2 separate regions of the Homo sapiens genome follow, and region 1 is linked to region 2. A link is a contact called in ENCODE Hi-C or POLR2A ChIA-PET data. All regions are on one chromosome and are shown on one strand. The core of a region is the stretch at or near the end of the contact, and the rest is flanking DNA. Distances in the headings are between cores, read along the strand shown.

Region 1 (4,162 bases), core at 476-2,975, 39 kb before region 2:
AAGGAAAATTATCAGATGGCTTGCTCCACAATGCGATGTGTGCCAATCTGCTGCAGAGGGAGATTAAAGGGGGCCTGGGGAGCCAGGTAAGAACAGGCCGTGGTGCTTGACCCTGGCTGCTATGAGAACCACCCGGGCAGCTTCTAAGCAAACCGCCAATGTCCAGGCCTGCCAGCCCCCGACCAATGAAGTCAGCATTTCTGGGTGTGAACCCCAGGGCATGGGGGCAGAGGTAGGGTTTTAAACCTCCCCCAGGTGATTCTGATGTGCAGCCAAAATTGAAAACCACTGGGCCAAACCAATAGCTAGGCGAACTGGACAGTTACACAGGGTCCAGCAGGGGCTGCAAACTCTCAGTCGTCCAGTCCCAGCTGGCTGAATCCACTTGTTATAAAGCTACACCGCTTAGCTTGGTGACATTCACCAGCAATTTCTGCGGCTAGGAACAGAGAGAACACACCAGGGCCATCCGGGACAGCAGGTCAGTGGATCGGGGTAAAGGTGTGTAGTGTGACTGCAAAGACACTGTGGCAGCTGCTGATGAAGGAGTCCAGGCTGATAAGCGATTCCAGAACACAAATGCCAGAAAGAGAGACTCCAGGGAGGCCCAGAAACCAGGCTGGGGGCAGAAAAGGACCTCAGAATAGCCTGGGTACCTTTTTCAACACAAATGTATACAGGTGCCCACACCTCCCCCACCTCCCCCATTGCTCTGGCCCTTAGGAAAGTGAGCAGGCAACTGGACTTTGGCAAAGCCCTCCCAGGCTTCCACTCTCCATGGCCCATGAGAATGACTGGAACAGAAGGGAAAGATGGGGACAAAGGGAAGGTGGGGCATGAGGGGTAAGGTTGGAGAGGGCAGACTGCAGAGCCTGAGAGCTTAGAGGTGAAGTGTTTTCAATGAAGACTGGCTTGGATTAAAGAGAAGGAAACATTATTGGATTTACTTCGCTGACAAAAGATGAGGACAGTGTATTAGCAAGCACAGCCACAGGGCTATCAAGAGCCTTTGGGATGACCCCGGGCCTGGGTAACAACAAAATCCAAGACCCAGAAAGGTAGTAGCAGGTGGTGTGAGCTGAGGTTAGGACCTTCAAGAGAAACCCAGTTCCGCTTGGGGGGCTGAAGAGGATCTGGAATCAGCGCCCACCCAGGGAACAAGAAATGTCAGCACTGAGTGTGATGTCAGCTCCCCCACCCACAGGACACAGGGGCCTTCACTGGAGAGTGGGAGAAAGTGTGTCCTTCCTCAGCTGGGAGATGAAGAAATCAGATGGGCTTCTCTTCGCTCTAGTGATTTGGTAAGTATTTCAGGACATCTTCAAAGATTCAGTGCAAAAGATTTGGCAACACCGCCCCCACCACCCCGCCACACACACACAGACACATACATACACACAAACAACAACAAAACAAAAAAGAAGAAAAGGGAGGATGAACAAGAGGAGGAATACAGGTTCCTAGAGTGGCGAGCACTGAAAAGCAGCAGCGCAGTTCTTTCAGATTTTTATTTTAATAAATAGGATTTTGTAAACAAATTGTTTTAACACACTCATTGATGAAGCAGAGCTTCTAGTTATATCCATAAAAGAGATGAGAAAGTAGGAAAAGCCACAAGTCTGCTTCACCAATTTCAGTTTCCATTTTTATCTACTCAAAAATGTTCAGACCACAAATTCTGCATCCACAGCCTCACGTCACAGGCATCATAAGCACCTGACAAGTGCTTACTGCGCAAGCAGCGCCTTACCAGAATCCGGCAGGATACGTAAGAGCATGTGCCTCTTGATAACCATGTGTTCACAAAGAGATCTGTGTGTTCACTGACACAGCAGATGTGAATTCTGAGTCATACACAGGTTAAGGTTCACTCTAACAACTTGGCAATGCCAGCCGAACTTCTGAGGCTATTGCATGAAGGAAAAGGGAAGGGAGCTAGTTAAGTCATCTTGAGGGGACAAAGAAATGTGGAGTGGTGCAGTCTCCAGTGTCAAGTCCATTCTTTCTGCTGGGCTGTCATTCACACTAAGCATACTGGAGCAGCTGTTCTAAAAAATGAAAGCAATGCCTGAATAAAGCAGAGCCAGCCACTATCCAGAGGTTAGGAGAGGGGAAGCTTCTCCTGGCAGCACTGACGAGGAAGACGGGAAACATTCTATACACTCCATGTCATGGAGTATATAGGTGTGTAGTGTGACTACAAAGACACTGTGGCAGCTGCTGCTGAAGGAGTCCAGGCTGATAAGCGATTCCAGAACACAAGTGCCAGAAAGAGAGACTCCAGAGAGGCCCAGAAACCAGGCTGGGGGCAGGAAAGGACCTCAGAATAGCCCGGGTACGTTTTTCAACGCAAATGTATACAGGTGCCCACACCTCCCCCTATTGCTCTGGCCCCGTCAGGGTAACCGTGAGCCACGTTTGCTACATTTCGAACAATCCCAGGGAAACTGGTTCAAAGACAACTGTGAAGCGATGAGGATGGTTTTCATACATACAGACCTCTGGTCTCATTAGCTTATAATTTTACCTTTTCCACTATAATGCAGTTCCCCAATAAAGAATAAAAAATGGCTGACTGCTTCCCATTTATTCCCGTAAATAAAGATTAACACACAGAAGCAATGTGGCTGACATCCAAACTCAAAAGTGTACACAAATCAAATTCGAATATGATAAAAAGTAAATTGATTGTGTATTATCTTGAACATAAATTATTCTGGATGGTAATGAGGATGAACTGTTTTTCCTGCTCCAAGGCAACTGGGCCTGGAGGTATTCTACTTCTTCAATAATATATGTGCTGATTTACATTAGTGTCTGGAACCATGACCTTAAATGAATCTGTAAAAAACAAAGCACTTGAGCAAAGAGGCGGTTCTGCAAATGCTCCAGAAGAGGAAAATCTGTCTGAAAATTCTTAGTTCATTCCTCAACTGTTTACTAAGCACTTGCTTTCTCCCAGGTATGTTAAGAGCTGCCGCTTTCTTACTCCTGAAATTCCCTTCTAGATGGAAGAAGCTCTGTCCAGCATATTCCTCCTGCCTCTCCCACCCTCACACACTCCAACCAGGGTAAGAAAGAAGGGCCAGCGTTGGCAGGAGTTTGGGTAAAGAACTGGCTGTGCCAAGCCAAGCCCCCGCTCCTTGCTGTATTGTATCCTTCACAAGGAGATCAGTCCAAAGGATGGACCATCAGTGTGAAGAGCAGCTCAAGCCCATGCTGGCACTCACCAGGGTGGGCATGGGGGATGTTAAGTCTGCCTAATTCCATGTTCTGTGTTAGGAAGCCCACTGGCCTGGACATAGAAGCCACATTCCTCTATGTTAAGCCTTTGCCCTAACAAAGGTGATGCTCTGGTCTCCCTCTGCAAATGCTTTTGTTATTTCTCTGGTGAACTGTACTTACTGGACCCCCTTGAGTCCCTTGAGCTTAGAACTGTGCTACTATTGTATAGGGCAGTACAGTTTACAACCCATGAGCTGGCCCCAAATTTAGGCTGCATTAGATGCACCTGAAGGGGTTATTTTAAATTGCAAATTCCTAAGACCCAGGCCATAAACTCTGATGCAGCAGATCTGCAGAGGGCTGACATCTGCGCCTGGAAGAACCGCAGCTAAACCAAAACCACATTATGAGAAGGCATGGAAAAAAATTCATGGATCTCTATACCTCTGAGCTTTAAAACAAAAACACAGTATTTTAATAAGTCTGATTTTCCACTTCCATAAAATTAAATGATTTTGTGGTTGATTTGGTGACTCACAGAAAATGCTTACAGGGCAAGAAGACTGGAAGTAAGAAACGCAATTCTGAGCGTGCTGTCTGGAAGAAGCGCTGTAATCAAATGACCAGGTGGTCACTGCGTTCTATCAGGATGTCAGCCTAAGTTAGCCAGAGCCCAAAGAGGCACACTGGGGTGTGCGCTGGGTCCCTGTGCAGGCACAGGAACCACTGAGAAGGACACAGTAGTTTTGGGGGAAAGTTGGCTGTACCGGGTTTGGTCAAGCTATCCAAAAATCATCAGGCCTAAACACGCCTTGCTCCTCCAATAACATCAATTTCCAACCCAAATTTAAAGTTAACAAACGTAGAGTGCTTTCTAGGGCCTGTCAAAGAGACACACTGTACTGATTTTGCTAACCTCTTAGCAAGGGAAAAATAA
Region 2 (4,806 bases), core at 561-3,060:
AGGGAACTGTTGCCCTCACTTCCTGGTAGGGTTTGAGGAAGATCAAGGGAAATAACAGTTGTCCTGGGGCAGCTCCCAGGCTCCAACTCACTCCACCAGTTACTAAATGATGGCTTTCTTTTGTCTTTTTCTTGCTTGCTTAATCTTGATGGTTAACACACACACCACCCTCTCGCTCCTTATTTAGAGCAGTCAAGTGAAGCTACACATCCCCGCCTGAGGGCATCTGTCCCTAATAAGCCTGCAGGTACAGGAATGAAGTACATTTGCCTTCTCGCTCATCTGGCCCTGCTCTCTATAGCAATATCTGTCTTCTTCCTAACAGTTCTTCCAACAAATGATCCACATGGTGGTTCCAGCTAATGAATATATAGCCTCTCACCTTTCCAGACCAGAAAGTCTCTAGGGAATAAGGATCTCTAACAGAAATAATCCCACTTTACTGCCCATATCAAACCCACAAGCTTCAGGTTATCAAACATGTGAGAACCAAAAACCTCAAAGGGTGGATGTCAAACCTAAATCTTTTACCAGAACTCTGAAACCTGAGTAAGAGACGCTCGTGTGAAACTGCTGTGCATATGCCGGAGCCAGGTGTCTGGCATCTCACCCAGGTGGGCTCCCCATCTACAGAGAATCCTAGGCAGGGTGCAGTGGCTCACACCTTTAATCCCAGCACTCTGGGAGGCTGTGGTGGAGGACTGCTTGAGGCCAGGAGTTCGAGACCAGCCTGGGCAAGACAGTGAGACCCGGTCTCTACAAAAAATTTAAAACTTAGCAAGGCACGGTGTTACGCATGGCAACTACTCAGGAGGCTGAGGGAGGTGAGAGGATGGCTCGAGCCCAGGAGTTCAAGGCTACAGTGAGCCATGATCGTGCCACTGCCCCCCAGCCTGGGCAACAGAGTGAGGCTCTGCCTCTAAAAATAATATTAATGTTATTATTTGTATTATTATTAAAACAAAGAGAATTCTGCATGAGCACTGAATGCCAGTTTCTCATACTTCTCTGGGGACTACCTTCATTGTCCCTGCTGTCCCTCTCCAATGACACATTCCGTACAGAGTTCCCATGCTCATACCTCACCCAGTTTAAAAAGGGAAAAGCAAAATCAAAACCTCCACAATCCCAGTCCCAGGGAAATGACCCCTCCGGTTCCTCACACATACTCCCCACCAACTCTCATTCTTGAAGCCCACAAATGCCTCCAACTCCACAGCCCATGTGGTGCATGCGGGGAGGTGGCCAAGTGATCGGAGCCCAGAGGGCAGGGTGCCTGCATCCCATCGAGGTCTGCCACTTCCCAGCTATGACTTGGGGCAAATCACCAACCTCTCTGAGGCTCAGTTTCCCCATCTGTATACCAGGGATAATAGCAGTTACCTAAGTTATAGGGTGTCGTGAAAGTTGAAAGTGAGAGTTTTTAAGATCTCAGGGGCAGTAAGTACACTGTGAGTGTTTGTTACATAAAATTACTGAGGAAGCGTATGAACACTGCTGTTACCACGCCCATCACTACTGCCATTTCAGATTCCCAGAAGCCTTTTTCCAGAAAGCTCCACACCAGAAGTACAGACTCCTAAAGATGAACCCTTAGGAATATCCAAGCACCTCTTTCATTTTAGATATGAAAAAATGAAGGAAATTACAATCAGAGACATTAAGCCACTTGCCCAAGGATACATCGTAATTAAACCCCGGAACTGAGCCAAGACTCCCAAGAAGGTTGCCTCATCAGCAGGACCTGCTGGTTATCTGCAGCTCACACACACCCCGCAGACACGGGTGTCTTCGCACATCGCCACACCCAGAACTAACAAGAACACCTTCTGGCACTGGGAGTGCCTGGTACATTTTATCCACACAGCTCCCGTTCATAGTCTCATTTAATCTTCCAACAGCCATACAGGTATTATTTTCCCTCAATGACAGGTGTGAAATGAACTGACACCTATCCAGAGACTAAGCCCAGTTCCGCCCATTGCAATCCAGCAGTCTGTTTTCACCACCATATTGTCTCATCAGGTCCCTGAAATCAACCAAGCAGGAAACGGACTGACCAATACCACGTTTCACCTTCATCTTCCTCCTCCCTCGGAGGGGCCAGAGCAAATCCTGTCACCTACTGGCTCCCCACATCACTTTCACCTCAAGAAAAGAACTGCCCTTTATTTCTGTAAGCTTTCTGTTCCATTGTACATATTGTTTTCCTAAAAACTAGTCAAACGTGGACTAAGTAGTCAGAGCATTACTAGAAATGCATCTTACTCAAGAGACAGGTAAAGCCATTCACTGTGGAGTCAAGTGAGACCTTCAGGAAAAATGCCCCCATTCTCCCAAGACACTCAGAAAATTCTACACAGAGCAACTACTGAGAGAAGCCCTCAGCGGTCCCCCCTCACCCAGCTCAGCACATCCCTGCCACCCTGCAGGACAGGGCCTGGGACACAGTTACCTGCCAAAGAATCCTGCTTTTCATTCATTACATTCATCCCAAAGCATCATGTTCTGTTTTTCTTTGATATCATATTTAAGATATATTAAAAGAAACTAAAGGCCACCAGCAACATTACCTTTTCAAGTAAATTCACTCAAAGTTTGAGATTACTGACCATCTAACAAGCTTTTAGAAATCAGCTTATTTTAATAAATTAGGTACTTTCTGGAGCATAAATCTGTATTTGACGGAAACCAGGTAGGCAGTGATGAGATTGTCTCTAAAGGTCTCATTTGGCTCTTAAAAATTCATTTCATGTTGTCATTTTAGTTTTTACTTTTTATTTTTATTTTGGTTTGTCTGGAGTCATCTGGAGCAAGCAATTTTCTTTTAGGCAAAAAAAAAAAAAAAAATACGTTTCTCAGCCTCAGCACTATTGGCATTTTGGTCCAGATAACTCCCCATCCTGTGGGGCTGTCCGGTGCATTACAGGATGCTCGGCAGCATCCCTGATCTCTCATCACTAGATGCCCCCTGGTGTGATAACCAAACCATCCCAGACATTGTCCAATGTCTCTCGAGGCACAAAACTGCCCCTGGTTGAGAACCACTGTTTTAAACAAAAGATTCCAAGAAAACCAAAAATGGAGCTCTATGGTCAGGTTAAAGATAACTGCCCACCTCTGCATTTTAGGTGAGGATTAGCTATGAAGTAATCGGGAAGCGCTCCCTGGGGCAGAAGATCCCAAACCCGATGCATCACAAGAAGCACTTGGGAGCTTTTCAAAGTACTGATTCCTGGGCCTGCCCCATCCTTCTAACTCAGAAACTATCATGGCGCTTGGAATTTAATCTTGAAAAAAATCCCTGGAAAAGATCCAGAAACAAAACAAATATTAAACTGTAGTTAACGACGTGCACACTCAGTGTTTAGGACTGTACTGTACCGATGTCTATCACATGCTTTGAAACGTATTCCAAAAAAAGAGATTCCAGTACTTTGGGAGGCCGAGGTGGGTAGATTGCTTGAACTCAGGAATTCCAGGCCAGCCTGGGCAACATGGCAAAAGCCTATCTCTATAAAAAATACAAAAATTAGCTGGGCATGGTAGTACATGCCTGTAGCTCCAGCTACTCAGGAAGCTGAGGCCAGAGGATCACTTGAGTCCAGGAGGTCAAGGCTGCAGAGATCACACCACTGCACTCCAAACTGAGTGACAAAGTGGGACCCTGTCTCAAAAAAAAAAAAAAAAAAAAAAAAAAAAAAAGCCGTTATGAGGCTGGGTATGGTGGCTCACGCCTGTAATCCCAGCACTTTGGGAGGCTGAGGCGGGCAGATTACCTGAGGTCAGGAGTTCAAGACCAGACTGGCCTGTTAGCAAAACCCCATCTCTACTAAAAATACAAAAAATTAGCCGGGTATAGTGGCGCGCACCTGTAGTCCCAGCTACTCAGAAGGCTGAGGCAGAAGAATTGCTTGAATCCAGGAGGCAGTGGTTGCAGTGAGCTGAGATCATACCACTGCACTCCAGCCTGGGTGACACAGCAAGACTCCATCTCAAAAAAAAAAAAAAAAAAGCAGGTATATTAAAATGTTCATTGCAGAATCCATGTGGTTGGTATATGGGTGCTCACTGTACATTCTTTACCTTTTCTGCAGGCTTGAAATTTTTCATAATAAAGCATTAGGGGTGGGGGAACTGGAGCCATTCTGGAGATCAGCAGGATCTGAAAACCACTGAAACAGGAGTTCCAACTCCAGCCCGCCCGCCCGCTGAAAGACACAGGCTCACCTCACTGAGCTCTCAGTTTACCCACTACTCAAAGGTATGTCCAAAAATGAAAGAAAATGGATCCAAACCTCAAACAGGATTTTTAAAAAGTCTTTTGGCCCTTTTCCCAACGTGGTCCTGCTACCATTTGCTGTATATCCTAATATTCCACTAAAAGAAAGCAAAACTTACCACCTTGCCTAATTTTGTTTCAGTTTTTCTGGTTAATAGACTCAAGCCTGGGGCAGAATCTTTCATCAGCTACTAAAGGTTTTTTTATGCTTTACTGCACCCAGTTTTAGAAACGAAGGTGTTCTATTATGTATTACGAATGGAATCAAGGGTTTGCTCTTCATGTGACATCAGCTACTCACTCTGCCTCCCCAGATTAGTTTATGCAACTCAAATTACTAACATCCTGCTACAGTCTGGCTTAATCCCAAAATACAACACCTTCTAGCTTGCATATTTGTAGGCTTCTCATTTAATCAAAAAATCCTGACCACAAAAAAAGCAAACAGCAACATTTTCACTGAGCCCTGGTTCAAGCAATCCAGGGAAATCACTCTTTAGTAATCTAGTTCACTATATTTATCA

What was found. A loop is a pair of places that touch in the nucleus more often than their neighbours do. ChIA-PET counts read pairs that join two places held with the same protein, here RNA polymerase II (POLR2A). Pooled maps may share reads with other maps.
Region 1: POLR2A ChIA-PET joins it to region 2 with 30 read pairs in MCF 10A. The contact joins two enhancer-like sites. A Hi-C loop is called at or near these places in 6 of 168 maps with a recorded cell type or tissue (Caco-2, PC-9, gastrocnemius medialis and 3 more), 3 of 37 single-sample maps with no recorded cell type and 3 of 50 pooled maps. POLR2A ChIA-PET finds 5 or more read pairs at or near these places in 9 of 52 experiments (A673, BJ, GM12878 and 6 more).

The regions. Positions count from the first base shown.
Region 1 is chr18:58,115,849-58,120,010 of GRCh38, reverse strand. All of the region lies in intron 1 of NEDD4L (NEDD4 like E3 ubiquitin protein ligase), which reads right to left. Among named protein-coding and RNA genes, the nearest start is that of NEDD4L, 74 kb to the right of the region's middle. Within about 2 kb of position 1,725, at least 12 of the 41 ENCODE cell types and tissues checked have a DNase peak (open chromatin) inside an H3K27ac peak, as active enhancers do; they include PC-9 and transverse colon, where a contact is called at or near this core.
Region 2 is chr18:58,076,060-58,080,865 of GRCh38, reverse strand. All of the region lies in intron 1 of NEDD4L (NEDD4 like E3 ubiquitin protein ligase), which reads right to left. Among named protein-coding and RNA genes, the nearest start is that of NEDD4L, 34 kb to the right of the region's middle. RefSeq lists an enhancer at 1-393. Within about 2 kb of position 1,810, at least 4 of the 41 ENCODE cell types and tissues checked have a DNase peak (open chromatin) inside an H3K27ac peak, as active enhancers do; they include PC-9 and transverse colon, where a contact is called at or near this core.